Linked DNA regions of Mus musculus: all the other regions are linked to region 2. A link is a loop called in an ENCODE intact Hi-C map of the cell type or tissue named here. Cell type or tissue: heart. All regions are shown on one strand.

What was found. Hi-C counts contacts between places; a loop is a spot of excess contacts. Peaks named below come from ENCODE experiments on the same cell type or tissue, not always from the same donor. Only the 100,000 strongest peaks of a DNase experiment are listed, where the experiment ranks them.
Region 1: a loop joins it to region 2, with 6 times the contacts of the local background. A loop is called at or near these places in 27 of 42 quality-filtered maps.
Region 3: it touches region 2 in a loop (7-fold over the local background); 15 of 42 quality-filtered maps call a loop at or near these places.

Annotation. Positions count from the first base shown.
Region 1 is chr4:149,142,145-149,147,144 of GRCm38, forward strand. It overlaps the pseudogene Rpsa-ps12. Among named protein-coding and RNA genes, the nearest start is that of Cenps, 7.0 kb to the left of the region's middle. In heart, a CTCF peak has its summit at 2,450 (motif pointing right); a DNase peak (open chromatin) is centred at 2,457; H3K4me3 peaks cover 209 bases; H3K27ac peaks cover 530 bases.
Region 2 is chr4:149,540,342-149,545,341 of GRCm38, forward strand. The region is part of intron 2 of Ctnnbip1 (catenin beta interacting protein 1); the gene reads left to right. Among named protein-coding and RNA genes, the nearest start is that of Mir5616, 5.0 kb to the left of the region's middle. In heart, a CTCF peak has its summit at 3,018 (motif pointing left); a DNase peak (open chromatin) is centred at 3,010; H3K4me3 peaks cover 325 bases; H3K27ac peaks cover 1,528 bases.
Region 3 is chr4:149,483,205-149,488,204 of GRCm38, forward strand. It overlaps Nmnat1 (nicotinamide nucleotide adenylyltransferase 1), which reads right to left and starts at 2,006. Exons shown (of 5, transcript NM_133435.2): 1 at 1,905-2,006. It overlaps Tmem274 (transmembrame protein 274), which reads left to right. Exons shown (of 6, transcript NM_001366402.1): 6 at 59-135. The coding sequence ends at 135. It overlaps Lzic (leucine zipper and CTNNBIP1 domain containing), which reads left to right and starts at 2,062. Exons shown (of 7, transcript NM_026963.6): 1 at 2,062-2,795; 2 at 3,548-3,656; 3 at 4,852-4,987. The coding sequence starts at 3,556. In heart, CTCF peaks have their summits at 2,035 and 2,876; a DNase peak (open chromatin) is centred at 2,017; H3K4me3 peaks cover 2,410 bases; H3K27ac peaks cover 1,550 bases.

The sequences.
Region 1 (5,000 bases), 400 kb before region 2:
AAAATCAAGCTTCCACTTAGAACCTCTTCTTCCTTCCTTTCTTCCTTCCTTCCTTCCTCCCTCCCTCCCTTCTTTCTGTGCGTTTTTTTTTAAAGATTTATTTCATTTATATGACTACACTGTAGCTGTTTTCAGACACACCAGAAGAGGGCATCGAATCCCATTACAAACGGTTGTAAGCTACCACGTAGTTGCTGGGAATTGAACTCAGGACCTCTTAGAAATGTAGTCACTGCTCTTAACCATTGAGCCATCTCTCCAGCCCTATAATAACTTTTTTTTTCTTTCAGCTTTTAGCAACTTTATTTTCCTTCCATCTTTTTTCCCTTTGCTCAGGCACCTGCACAGCCGCTCAGGACCACTCAGTGGTGGCTCCAACCCACTCAGTGGCCTGCGCTGTGGGAGCTGCTGACCAATCCTCAGTGGCTGGCTGTGCACTCCAGTCTTCCGTGGGGAACTGTTGGATGGGCACAGAGGGAACCTGCACACCCTCAGACCAGTCGGCCACCTCAGGCTGAGCAGCAGTGAACTCAGGAGCTAGTGCTGTCCACTCACCCTGGAATTCCTCCTTGGTCACAGCCTTCTCAGCAGCAGCCTGCTCCTCCTTCTCAATCTCCTCTGGGTCTCTGTGGAAGTAAAGATCAGGCATGATCTCCCAGGGGTGCTCACGGGAGATAGTACCTCGCATGCGGAGTACTTCCCTGGCCAGCATCCACCACATCAGAACCACTGAGTGAGCTCCCTTGTTGTTGCATGGAATGGCAATGTCCACGTAGTGCAGGGGAGAATCTGTGTTACACAGAGCAATGGTGGGCAGGTTGACATAAGAGGCCTCTGTGAGTGGCTGGTGGTCAGCCCTGGGATCGGTCACCACTAAAAGCCGTGGCTCCCTGAAGGCTGCTTGGATCTGGTTAGTGAAGGTCCCAGGTGTGAATCGGCCAGCAATCGGAGTGGCTCCTGTGGCAGCAGCAAACTTCAGCACAGCTCGCTGGCCTGTGTTCCTGGAGGAGATGACGCTGACGTCAGCAGGGTTCTTGATGGCAACAATAGCTAGCTCGAGCTGCGAGCAACAGCTTCTCCCAGGTCCTCTTCAGGTTTATGATGTAGATATTGTCACTTTTCCTTTGGTAGATGTACTGCTCCATCTGAAAGTCAAGGTTGGTGCCACCTAAGTGGGTTCCCGCAGCAAGGAATTTGAGGACATCCTCCTCCTTCATCTGCAGGACGTCAAGGGCTCCGGACATTGTGTAAGTTTCCCTTTAAGTTACGATGGGAATCAAGAACAACGCCGTATAGACCCGTCCCCGGGTAGCGCAGAAAGCCTATAATAACTTTTAAAAGCAAAGCTATGGTTGCCATTTCTTGGTACAGGCAGTACAGTACAGTAACCATTTGTAGTTAAGGTTTCAGGTGGGGCATAGAGCACTCCTTGAGAAACAGATTAAATGGTAAACAGGAATGAACCTCAGTTGCCTTTACTATAAAATGTCTTTTAAGCCCAAGATGGAGGCAGGCTGGTTTATCATCTACAAAGACAGAGCTTTTCTAAAAGAACAGGGAAGCCTGAAACACCCGAGTTAGGCTCTGCCAGCGCCAGAAAGAGGAAGACAGAAGAGAAGAGAACAATTCTGAGGGAGGAGTCAAGAAGGGGACAGAGGGCAGGACACCCTGGCAGCAGTAAGAGTGGCGCTAGGGAGCAGGAATCCCGGCCAGGAAAAGCCTTAAGGTGAACTTGCCTCCATAGGAGTGTCCCCTGGCAGGTCCCTGAGCTGTCCCACTGTGTCAGCCCTAAGAGAGGAGACAAGGGTCTGTCTCCACCTAGAGCTAGACTCCATTCTCCACAGCAGCAGGACCCCAGATCATTAAGTTTGATCATCCATGTTTTAAGCCTCTGGAGGTCTTCTCTTTTTTTGTTTTTTTGTTTTGTTTTGTTTTGTTTTGTTTTGTTTTTTCGAGACAGGGTTTCTCTGTATAGCTCTGGCTGTCCTGGAACTCACTCTGTAGACCAGGCTGGCCTCGAACTCAGAAATTCGCCTGCCTCTGCCTCCCGAGTGCTGGGATTAAAGGCGTGCACCACCACCACCCGGCACCTCCGGAGGGCTTAATCACTCCAGTCTCCCCATTACCTCAGCAGCGTCTCCCTATGAAAATCATCTACATTGCCAGGATGGTGGTGAACACCTTAGGCTGAGGCAGGGAGATAGTGAGCTCAAAGCCAGCTCTGGCTACCTGAGCAAAATGGTCTCAGAAAGACAAAATCAGTGACTATCACCTCTCAGCCAGTCCCACTCTGTGTCCCCTACATGCTATCTCGTGTTGAAGCGGTCAATTCCCAGGGCTAGTGAACATTACTGTGATGACCTGTGGAAATTGAGAGTATAAAACTCTGAAGCAGCTTATTGCAGGATGCTGGCCCACTTTCCAACTGATGGCCCAGGATCCCAGAATGGCCACTAGGTGTCACCATTGTTCCACTGTGATCAAAGTTGGGGCTGCCCGGTATTTGTAGTTAGCAGAGAGTGCTGGCTTTGTTCCCTCATGATCCTAGGCGCTGGCTTTCTGTCTCATCTGCCTATGTGAGGCCCACTTCACAAGGAGAAATAGCTACAGGGACAAAAGAGTTCTTCACAGGATTAAACTGCTTGCAAGTGGGTAGAGGCCAGATTTGCTCCTGAAGAGCCAAGCTCTTATGTCCACCTTCATAACCTCTGCTCACTTCCCAGCATCCTTAGCACACGTAAGACACTAAAGACTTCCTGAGCCCCTTTTAGCTGCATTAACAGGAAACCGCAAATATCAGCTCAATTAAACCTCTTTTTTTTTTTTTAATTGGTTTTCCCGTACACTGAACTGGAAAGTACGGATTTGAAAAGCAGTCTCCATTAACAAATAGCAAGTCAGGATTTCCTGCTTGTCTCTCTCACCACTGGGGAAATGGCACCTAGCACATAGTAGGTGTACACTTCTTGTGACAAACGACTGAGAGGCATTTATGTACAAATATCTGGTTTGTACATAAGGAGAGGGCCGTCTCATTGTCCGGCCCCTGGCATCAGATTGCCGGGATTCAGGCTCCTGCTATGTTGGTTGGACAGCTTAACCTCTTCTGACCCATCTGACAGTCTGAGATGATGAGACCGCTGAGTTCAGAGAGAGCAAGAGGACTAACCAGTCACTCAACATGTGGAGCACTTAGGCCTGACACACACTGTCTTACATATGTGACCTCAGGAAATCCCAGATGAGGCACACATTCCCCATCTCAGCCACATATCCAAGTTTCCTCTCTGGGAGAGGTGTGTTTGGCAAGTGGTATTTTCTTTCTCTTTCCTTTCTTCCCTTCTTTTTCTGAAACAGGGTTACTCTGTGGTCCAGGATAGACCCAAACTGGGGGATCCACCTGCCTCTGCTTCCCCAGGGCTGGGATTAAAGGGTTTACCACTGCTACCTTGCTGGCCGGTGGGATTTTCTGAAGATTGCAGAATGTGTGCTATTGACAGGCACTTCTGGTCTGAGATTGTCCAGTTATCACCTCTCTCTCTCTCTCTCTCTCTCTCTCTCTCTCTCTCTCTCTCTCTCTCCCTCTCCTCCCTCTCCTCCCCCCTCTCTGTTTTTGTTTTTGTTTTTATTTGGCTTGGTTGGTTTTTTGAGACAATGTTGTCTCCTGCACCTCAAACTGGCTATATAGCTCAGGGTGATCTTAAACTTTGGGTTTTTTTTTTTTTTTTTTTTTTTGGGTGTTTTTGAGACAGGGTTTCTCTGTGTAGCCCTGGCTGTCCTGGAACTCACTCTGTAGACCAGGCTGGCCTCGAACTCAGAAATCCTCCTGCCTCTGCCTCCCGGGTGCTGGGATTAAAGGCGTGCGCCACCACGCCCGGCAAACTTTGCTTGTTAAAGATTTTCTTTTATATATATGGGGGTTTTGCCTGCATATATGTGTGCCTTGTCTGTTTGCCTCTGACTCTGTGCCATGGAGGTCAGAACAGGGCACTGGATTCCCCAGGCTCACACATACCTTTTCATACCAGCACTTGGGAGGCAGAAGCTGCCAGAACTCTGTAAGTTCAAGGTCAACCTGGTCTACTGTGTTCCAGACAACCCAGGAGTTACACAGTGAAACCTTGTCATTTAAATAAATAAATAAATAAATAAGCAAGCAAGCAAGCCTAGGCTAGGAGGCCACAGGCTCTGGGGAAAACCCACCTCTGTTGTTTTACTAAGTAAACATGTGGAAAACCTAAGTATTTATGTGTATTCCCATAGGCTGCGATGCTCTCGGCCTTGGCCGAACAGGCTTCTTCGGCAGTGCGCAATTGTGGGATTGCGAAAGGCGGCCTGTTTTCTGGTTCTGTTTTCTGGAGCTAGGTTCAAACTCCAGAGACCCCGCAGATTAATCTGCAAGGGACAGAAGGCCCGTTTGCCATGTTCCCAGACATGGGCTCCTGGCAGGAGAACCCAGCTCCGTAATTCTGTGGCCATCAGTCATGTAGGCTGCCTTGACTCCACCCTCACAGTTACCTGGCAACAGCAAGGTAGCCAAGTCCACTATAAAAGGAGCCTCTTGGCCCCTCCTCTCTCTTGCCTTTCTTGCTTCTCTTACTTTCTCCTTAGCCCTCTTGCTCTCTCTTCCCCCTCTCTCCGTGGCCATGGCCGGCCTCTACTTGTCTACTCTTCTCTCTCTCTCTGCCTTTCTACAATGAACACCTTGAAACCATGGACTGCCTCTTCTCATCAGGATCCACTGGGCTAAAGCAATGGAGCAGTTTCACTCTAAAGGCCTCTAACCTCCCTCCAGGAGGCCTCCCTGGGCTCTAGCCACAGCCGCCAGCCAACCCAAGCCGCCCGAGCTAGAGCGAGCCAGATTCTCGCCTGCCCAGAAACCACCCAGAGCCTCCCCCCACCCCCGCCCCTTCTCCCTTCGGTCCTGGGGCTGACAGAGCTGCCCCCCCAGGACCCTCACTTTGTTCTCAGCTCTTCCGCGACATCCAGCGGTGTCTGGG
Region 2 (5,000 bases):
TTATTTATGCAAGCTAGGCAAGTGCCTTACTTATCCCTGAGCCACATGCCCAGCTCTCATGCCCTTGTGGGGTGTGTGTGTGTGTGTCTGTCTGTGTCTGCCTGTCTGTGTATCTGCCTTTATGGGGATGTGTTTGTGTGTATGTCTTGTCTGAGTGTGTCTGTGGGGGGGTGTCTTTGTATGTGTGTATGTGTATATCTGTATGTCTATGTGTCTGTGTGTCTGTGTAGGATGTGTCTGTGTGTCTGTATGGGATGTATCTGTGTGTATGTTGCCTTTTTGTGTTTTGGAAATAGGGTCTGCTGTAGCCCAGGCTGGCCTCAAACTCATTATGTAGTTGAGGATGGCCTCAGAAGTCCTGCTCCCTCAGCATCCGAGTGGTGGGATTGCAGCTGTGAGCCACTCTGCCTAGGATTGCAGCTGTGAGCCACTCTGCCTAGGCTTGCAGCTGTGAGCCACTCTGTCTAGCTCCTTCACTCTGCCTAGCTTGTTTTTTAAAAAAATTGTCAAATGCTTTAAAAATTACTTTTGAGAGCCGGGCATGGTGGCGCAAACCTTTAATCCCAGCACTTGGGAGGCAGAGGCAGGTGAATTTCTGAGTTCGAGGCCAGCCTGGTCTACAGAGTAAGTTCCAGGACAGCCAGGGCTGCACAGAGAAACCCTGTCTTGAAAAAAACAAAAAAAAAAAAAAAAAAAAATTACTTTTGAACCAGACATGGTGGCACAGGCCTTTAGCCCCAGCTCTTGGGAGGCAGAGGCAGGTGGATTTCTGTGAGTTTGAGGACAGCCTGGTCTACATAGTGAGTCCCAGGACAGCCAAGGCTATGTACAAAGACCTGGTCTCCAAAAAGAAAAAATTAAAAAAAAATATTTGTGACACAGGTTCTTATTTTATAGTCTTGGTTGACTCAAAACTCACTACATAGCTCAGGGTAGTCCCAAGTTAGAGGGAAGCCTCCATGCCTGGCCCTCATGGTGAGTGTTTTGTTTAGGTTTTTGGCAGAGTATGTTACTGTCTTTCTGTGGTTGGCTGGGGACTCAGTGTGTGGATCAGGCTGGTTCAAGCATGTGGCATCCTCCTGTTACTTCCCAAGTGCTGGGATTGCAGGTGAGAGCCATCACACCCAGCTTCCTAGTGTGGTTTACTGTGAAAGGCAATTGGTGCACCCCAGAGGACCGCCACCCTTGTGCCCCGAAGGGTCCAGCCTGTGCTTAAGGCTTCTTTCTGTTTTATATTTTTCTAAGCAGATGCAAGACCCCCATTGTTATAAACTAATGTTTGTTTTTTAAATAAATGTGAGTGTGCAAACAGCATTAGCTTCAGGTTTATAAATAATAGGGAGCACAAGTGGCTCGGTGTCCAGGGTCACTCAAGCAGGTCAAAGGGGGGCCAGCCTGTCGGCTCCTTATCAGCTGATAGAGACCTACATGGCAGCTCCCGCTCCCCGTGCACTGCCTCCTAACTCTTCCAGAGTGCCACCGCCTGGTCCATGTTGGTCCGTGTAGCTGGGTGGGAATACAACGCCTGTGTCCTGATGTCTCCCACACTCCAGTGCCCGTGTCAGCCAGTGACCTCACAGTTCTTTTCCCTGTGTAGATCCTGCACAGCGATTGGGAGCCTCTTTTCCTTGACCAACCTTGCTTCCTGCAGCAGAGGGGCAGCCTCAGAACTACCAGCTGCGTGTGCATGCAGTGCCTGTCTGTGTGTCTTAATCTCTAGTATTTGTATGTTCTCTGTCAGATGGAATTTTCTGGCGTGGCACAACTTTATACATAACATGTGGTTTACCACCACATAATAGGAAACCGCAGACCTCACCCCTCCCCTTCATTAGCATAATTGACAACTGCCTGTTGTTTCTTTCCACTTTCCCTGTCTGTTTCTCTTCTGACTCCTGAGAAATTTTCTTAGTGGAAAGGAAGCGCTGGCCTGTTTTTAGGGGTGGAGTGTGTAGGGATAGCTGAAGCCATTACCAAGATGCATCATTTCTTTTGATTCTGAGCTTGGATGAATAATTAGTATCTAAATTAATTGCAGTGTGAGCTTATGTAATTTAGGCACATTTTAATGGAGACCAGTTCTTAATCCCTACAGGGGAAACTAGGAATCCTCCAGTGACATTAATGTACTTCCTGACAGAACCAGGATCAAAATTTAATAACATATTCGCTTCAGTAGGCAACAAACCCAAGCGTGCTATGATGTGCTTGTGGCACGTCTGTCTGGGGCGATTGTGATTCATTCTCTTCAATGATTCATTTTTGCACATTGACACCTTTACTGTGAATTAGGACAGACTCGCATCCTAGAGCGTTTGGCCTGGAATGTGAAGGGCAGGGACCTGTGCTCCACTTTCCATCCCAGAGCCAGCCCTGGGCGTTCCTTCCCATCGTGCAGCAAGGCAGGGGCAGCAAAGCAGGGCGGGAACACCACCAGCGGACACTCGCTACCACGTCCTTTGAGAGTTCAATCCCTGGGAGAAAACTGACCCGGAAAGTTGTCTTCTCTGCCTTCACATGTGCACGCACCGTGGTGAGCACACAAACACACAAAGAAAGAAATACATGTAAACAGAATGCAAGATGGCAAGAAGTTTTAGAAACGCTGTCAGGACTCTTCTGACGTTTAGGAGACAGTGTTGTGCCAGGCAAGCACATTGAAGTAAGAAGACCCCATGGAGCCCGGCTGCTATAAGCCCCGAGAGCTCACAGCCCGGGGGGGTGGGGGGGCAGCAGTGAGCGAGCAGGATGGGGTGTGCCATTCTTTGGGATAGAGGGTAAGGCTGTGGTGCCGTGATGTACACCCTGTGTAAAATGACTGCACACTGCTGAACAATGTGTTTCTCCAGCTAGCAATGACATGACAGCCCCTGAGTGAGCAGATATGAGTTCCCTGGGACCCACTTGTGATTGGAGTGTGCTTTGTGAGAACTTCCCTTGGGGGTGGACAGCAGGATTCTTCTTGGGTTACCAAGATAACCTGAAAGCTCCAATGCTCTGGTGTATGGCGTCCTCTAGTGGCTGTTCTTGGTATGTCACTGCTTCTTAGGGGCAGACCAGCCTTTGAGCACAGGACAGGGTTGGAAGATCTTGCTCCTAAGAGCTCTGATTCCCAGTTTGAAGGCTTTTTGTTTCGGTTTATTTGTTTTTGTTTTTTTGTTTTTCGAGACAGGGTTTCTCTGTATAGCCCTGGCTGTCCTGGAACTCACTCTGTAGACCAGGCTGGCCTCAAACTCAGAAATTCGCCTGCCTCTGCCTCCCAAGTGCTGGGATTCAAGGCAAGCACCACCATGCCGGTCTTGCTTCAATCTCTTAATATAATAACACTGGTTCCAAATTGGTGTGAATACAGTAGAGAGAGGGTATCTGAGACACTGAAGACCGCTTCCCTGCCCCATTTGGCCAGGCGGGCACTACTTACCAAGTGCCCGCTGGGTGCCAGGCCCTAGGAGAACAGGGGCAAGTAGAGCAGACGCAGCCTGGCTTTCCAGCAGAAAGGGAAGAGACAATAAGCAGACGTCCCAACAAGACACTCAGAGAGCTAGGAGAGTGTGACAGGGCTGTGTGACAAGAGGTGAGGGCACACAACTGGCTCCCCTGGAAAGGTACCTTGAGGCTTGGATGAAGCCAGTTCTGGGCTCAGGGAGTGGATACCCGATGCAGAGGCTGACCACACTGGGCAACTGCCAGGACTGGGAAATGTATTTCCAGGTAGGACTAGGCTGGGGGTAGTGTTGTCTCTCCTGATCTGTGGAGGATGTGAGTGGGCTGTGAGGCCAAGGCCAAACAGTAGTCCAGATGGAGGCATCAGGGAGGAGACGTGGGCCACAGCATCCATACTCAAGGTCCAGGTAGGAGCCACCAGGAAGCCAAGTGTGGTCCATCCCCAGAGCAGCAATACTGGTGCCTGAACTAGAGTGAGAACAGGTGAAGTGAGGGAGAGATACCCCAGAACTTTATTTTTTTTTTAAAGATTTATTTATTGCTTATATGTAAGTACACTGTAGCTGTCTTCAGACACTCCAGAAGAGGGAGTCAGATCTCGTTACTCTTGTTACGGATGGTTGTGAGCCACCATGTGGTTGCTGGGATTTGAACTCAGGACCTTCAGAAGAGCAGTCGGGTGCTCTTACCCACTGAGCCATCTCACCAGCCCACCCCAGAACTTTCTGCTGAGTTCTGTAGCAGGTGAGGCTACCCACAGGCTGGGGTGTGTCCTGGAGACGAGGCCTGAGGCCGCTGTGCCTTTTCCCAGGCCCTGGTAGTTACCTTGGCCCTTTTCTGAGCCCAGGCTGAGTTTGAAGGGAGTGGAGCACAGAGGAGAGGAGTGTGGGTCCTAGGGCTCCAAGGGTGGATACAAAGACTATGGAAGGAATCCTGTGCTGTGCCGAGTATTCAGGCATGATGTCAGCCCCATCTGGACAGGTTTTCAACCTGTTATGTGGGCTTTCAGGGCGAGGGCCCCATTAGGCTTTTGAGCGGCTGACGCGTAGATACTTGGGAGCTGCTGCCGAGGCTTTGGCACATTCCTGGGTACGCCCTTGGCATAGAGGATTGCCTTGTCCAGCATGTTCCTGTCTAGGACTCACGGGGCACCGAGAGGAGATGGTGTGAGGACTGTCCTTAGCCTGTCAGTCCTGCGCTCGCTCCCTCATTCCCCGAGTGCAGCTCCTTGGTAGCAGGGCTGCGGAGGCTCCACCCCACCAGCTGCTGCGTTATTTCTGACTTGTCCAAGAGTTCAAGTGTGTAACCCAAGCCCCTAGATCCTGCCTCCTCTCCCCACAGCTCCTTCTGGAGGAGGAGGCAGCTCTGGGCTGCTCTCTCTGGGGCTGGCTGTAGACACCTGGACACAGCTGCTGGCCTTCACGGCTATCTTCAGGAGCTCTCTGACAGGTGGGGTGGGTGTGTGAGGGTGCCCTGGGCAGACACCCCATGGAGGGACTCCTTGGTGCCTTGCCCGGGAGCTGGCCGCTTGAGCTCAGTAGGGGCTTTGCACAGGG
Region 3 (5,000 bases), 57 kb before region 2:
GCATCCTTCTCACCTGAGTCCTGCTCCACCTTATTAGACACTGTGCTCTGTCCTGCAGTGCTTTTTTCTGGCATGGGGCTCATCTGGCTGTCCAAAGTGACCTGCCCAAGACCAGATGCTAAGCCAACAGTCTGAAGCTAGCCCATAGGTCCTGCTGGTTTCCTGCCTCATTTACACACCTGGGCTGACTGAGTCCGCCCCAGCATTACCACTGTGTACCGTCAAGCATCTCACAAGATGACCTAGCTGCCATTTCTACATAAAATGTCTGCTGCACATCATAACCACGCAAAAAGCATGCCAAGACTAGCCATCATAGAAGTTGCTTAATGAGTGCTGAAGAAGCGGGAAACGATTGGTCAACTGATACCACAGGATCGCCATTAAAAACACCTTCATACGAAGGAGGAGTGAGTGTCTACACAATACTCTCAAGATTGCTACAATGACTTCCTATAAACCTCGGATCTTATAAAATAGGGACATTAGAATCTGAGCCGATGACACCGGCAGAAGTGGACATTGTCAAAAGAAATCGCTCATCTCAGCAAAGTGAAGCTTCACAGGAAAACAGTCGTGCAGACCTAAGATCTCACCAAGATCAATCTATACATTCTTTACGTTGTGGGAACTTTTGGATAAAGAGAATCTCTTTATGGGTTACAACAATCTTTCATATTACTACAGCCAATTATTTTGTAGAACATATAGCCAGTGTCTGAGCCTCACTCTGCTGCTGTGACAAAACACTCTGACCAAAAGCAACTTGGGGAGGAAGGGTTCTTTTGCCTTATACTTCCAGGTCAGTCCATCACTGAAAGAATTGGGGCACGGGCTCTAGGAGGAACCTGAAGCAGACACTACTGAGGAATGAATGCTGCTGCCTCCTGGCTTAAACTCAGTCTGTAGACCAGACTGGCCCTGAACTCAGAGATATCATTCCATCTCTGCCTCTTTAGTGCCAATGCCCAGCACCTAGGAAGCTGGCTTTCTTATACAGCCCAGTACATCAGGGTGGCCTCGAACTCAGAAATCCACCTGCCTCTGCCTCCCGAGTGCTGGGATCAAAGGCCTGCGCCACCACGCCCGGCTTAACTATGAACTTCTAACACCCCCCCCCCTTCAACTTCACAAAGGCATCACTGTAAGCTATAACCTTTCGATTTCTTGTCTCCAAAGTCCCTGTTAACATTATAAAACAAAAGCATAGACCAACTTTCAAAATTCTCAGTCTTTCAAAATTTCAAAACTTTTAAAGTTCCGAGTCTCTTTAAAAGTCCAAGTCTTTTAATCATGAGCTCCTGTAAAATCAAAATAAGTTTCATACTTTCTAATCCCAAAAGGGCAGAACCAGAGAATAGGAATAATCACAATTAAGCAAACCCAGAATCCAACAGTGTAGCTCAATATCCGACATTTGGGACTCAGGATCTGGGTCCCAAAGGGCTGGCATAGCCCTTTCTCCACTCAGCTCCCTGGTAACAGTTTACAGTCCACTCAGCAGCAATTTAACTGGTTCTCAAAGGCTGTGTGGGCTTGCTCTTTCCCAGATTTGGAAACGACTAAAAGGGAATGTCCTTCTCAGCACTGGCTTTCCCCCATTGCCTCTCACCCACATCCCTCTAAGTTCATGGGCGTCTGCTCTCAAGAAATCTCTAGAGAGGAAGAATCCAGGCCACCCCAAGTGGGGGAACTGACCTGCACCAAGGTCACAGGAAAGTTACCAACTTTTTGGTTCCAAGAACTAAAGGGCAAGAGTTGACTATGAAGAGCTGGCCCCAGGGACCGTTACAAAAGTCTCTAAAGGCCCAGCCATTGTGCATTGTCCCTTGCTTGGCAAAGTACGGGTCACCGGGCTAACGCTCGCACAGGCTCGTCTCCTAGGACCTCGGTGGGTTGCTTACCAGGCCTTGAAGGCCAAACGGCCCTAGTCCTCCAGGAGACAACCTCGGCCCGGACGCCAGCGCAGGGAACACCGCCGCCTTGCTCTCATTGGCCCCACACAGCCGGAAGTGCGCGAATCCAGCGGAAGTGCTCGCTCCATGCGGTCCGCCAGGCCGGGGAGTCAGGTAGGCGGGGCCCCTGGTTCCAAACCCTGGGATCCGCTAGCGGGCGGCAGGCGGGGATCGGGAGGGCGAAGGAGGTTGTCCTGTTTTCCGATCAGGGAGGACGGAGAAGCGTTTCGCAGGCGTAGGACTCCCCGCCTCCTCAGGTGACCACCGGGCCTGCTGGAGCCCGGCCTTGGCGGGACCTGCACACCTCGGCGGGAGCTTGGAGTTCGTCTGTCCGCGGGGAGGAGGCCGGCATCCGAGCGTGCGGTCCGGCTCTGCCTTATTTTTGCTCCGGTGGTCCCGGGCCCGGGCTTTGCTCACCTCCGTCCCTGAGAAGGTGTGCTTTCTGCCCTTGCCTTCTCGTGCGTCTGAGTTGGACAGTTTTCCTCAAGCCGAGTCCCGAGTGCTGTGGCCTCACCCAGAGGAGACTCGGCAAAAGCTACGGGAGGCACAGCCCAGGGATTCAGTGGCCTCTCCCGCGTCTTCCTAGGAATGGAGAACGTATTTCAGTTACAGTCTGCTTAGCGGGAAGTGATCTGGACAGCTGTAGGCCAAGTTCAGACACAGCAAATAAAACTCTTAACAGTTTTACCTTGTTCTAGCCAGCTCCACCCCAGGAGGTTTGAAGTTTGAGCCTCCGGTAAACTTTATGACAACTTCGCTTTCCTCAAATTGATGACACTCAGAGCTCCGACAGTTGGCGAGTTTTGAGCACCGTGCACGGGACAGGATACTGGAACCCCGGTGAGCGTGAATGAATATATTCCACTCCAGATGACAGTGTTGGCCATTTCGGCAGTCTCAAAGGAAACGCATCACTTTTATTCAATACTAGGTGGTGCCAGTGAGTCAAATCTTTCTGGTCTAAATCTGTAGTGTGGTTAAAGTTTTTTTGTTGTTGCTTTGTTTTTTTTTTTTTGTTTTTGTTTTTTTTTTTTTTGTTTGTTTGTTGTACAAGCCTTTATTTTTCCTTAAATTTATTCAGAATAACTTTGCCTTTTGAGACTGTATTGCAGCTTGGGAGTGCAGTCTGGCGTAGCGTATATGTAGCATTCTGGTTCCTCCATTTCCCCCAAGAAGAGATAAATTTTTGTGTTAAACAGTAATAACTTACTGTGCAGGGGATTTATCTTAATGGTAGAGTCCTTGCTTAGCAGGAATGAGCGCCTGGATTCAATCCCCTGTTCTGGGGGAAGAAAAACAAGTCTGGGCATGTTAGCACATACCTGTAATCTTAGAAAAAATATGTTCTTTTCATTTTACATTTTCATAATTTACTTTTTTCTTTTTCTTTTTTTGGGGGGCGTGGTTCTAGACAGGGTTTCTCTGCGTAGTTCTGGCTGTCCTGGAACTCACTCTGTAGACCAGGCTGGCCTCGAACTCAGAAATCTGCCACCCAGCATTTTAGATTTTCTTAATTTTGAATTGCACCAATATGTTGAATCTTCCCAAGTAACCAAATACAGTGTACTCATGTGGGCTTATTGTTCTTACAGTGATTAAAATGGCTTCCAGAGGAAAGACAGAGACAAGCAAACTAAAGCAGAATTTAGAAGAGCAGTTGGATAGACTGATGCAGCAGTTACAAGACCTGGAGGAATGCAGGTAAGTTATAACTATATGTTCTCACTCCGTAAACACTTGTTTGTACGAAGAGAGGTCAGGCTCCGTGGATGCAAGCCTGAAGCCCGCGTGTGACTTTGGTCTCTTCTGTAGTATTTTACAGCACTTGGTTTGTAGAAGCAAACTTGTCAAGCTCTGTAGTCATAAAGCCTCAGCTATGGAAGACTTAAAATACTTAAGCTCCTGGAAATAATGTTTCCTTTGTCTTTAGTATTTTAAACAGCTTTGCCTAGTATGAACTAATTGCTAAAAATACTATGATTAGGCTGGGGACGGGGGTAAGGCTCTGTGGATGAGTGGGTGCCTAACAGCTAGAGGCTCTGAGCCCAATGCCCAGCATCGAAGAAGAAGAAGAAGAAGAAGAGGGACGGGAAGGGAGGTGCTGCTCTCCTGTAATCCCAGCAGTGAGGCAGATGCATGCGGGTAGGAGCGCGTGCTTCACTTCGTGGAGAGCTCCAGGCCAGCCTGCTACATGAGTCACTGTTTCAATAAAGCAGAAGAAAACAAGCATACTAATAATCGTAGCTGTTAATAGCCTTGTAAGGATGTTACAAATGTTAAAACGAAGGAGGCAAAACAGTGCTTGGCCCAATTGAGCACTCCATAAATGGTAGTTCTCTGAGCGGAGCTGCTGTTACTTGTAGTAAATATTTAATAAGCGGCTTGCCTGGAGAATAAAAATAACCTTTTACTCAGATGACAGATGTGTTGTTGTTGTTTGCAGGGTACACAAGGTGCTTCCTACCACTGAAGAGTCTGATGCTAATAGAAACTGTTTAGCTATAACTAGATGCCAGGCACTTTATTTTGTTTAGTCTCCATAAGAATCGTAGTAGCACTGTACTATCATTCTCTGGAGTTGAATAGGTAAGCTGAGGTTTGGCTTTCTGTACTTGGTCGCCCTAGGCTGTGCCGTTGATGCATAAGAGAAGTCACCATGTGCTTGAAGTGTGACTCAAATCAGTAAAAGTTGACCGGGGCGAGGGGAGATGGCACTCTCATCCTGAGTTTAACCTCACTGAAAGGCAGCGGAAATGCCAGAAGTGTAACTCGGGGGACATGTGCACCGCAAGCGATTGGTGTTTCCCTCCAGCTTGCTCTAGAACAGCTGCTAAGATTGTCATGCTTTGAAACTTGTGGTGTACATTTCTGCATTCTGACGTGAGCTGTGACTTAGGGAGGAGCTCGATGCGGATGAATATGAAGAAACTAAAAAGGAAACTTTGGAGCAGCTGAGTGAGTTCAACGATTCGCTGAAGAAGATTATGTCAGGAAATATGACTTTGGTAGATGAACTCAGTGGGATGCAACTGGTAAGAGGAATTC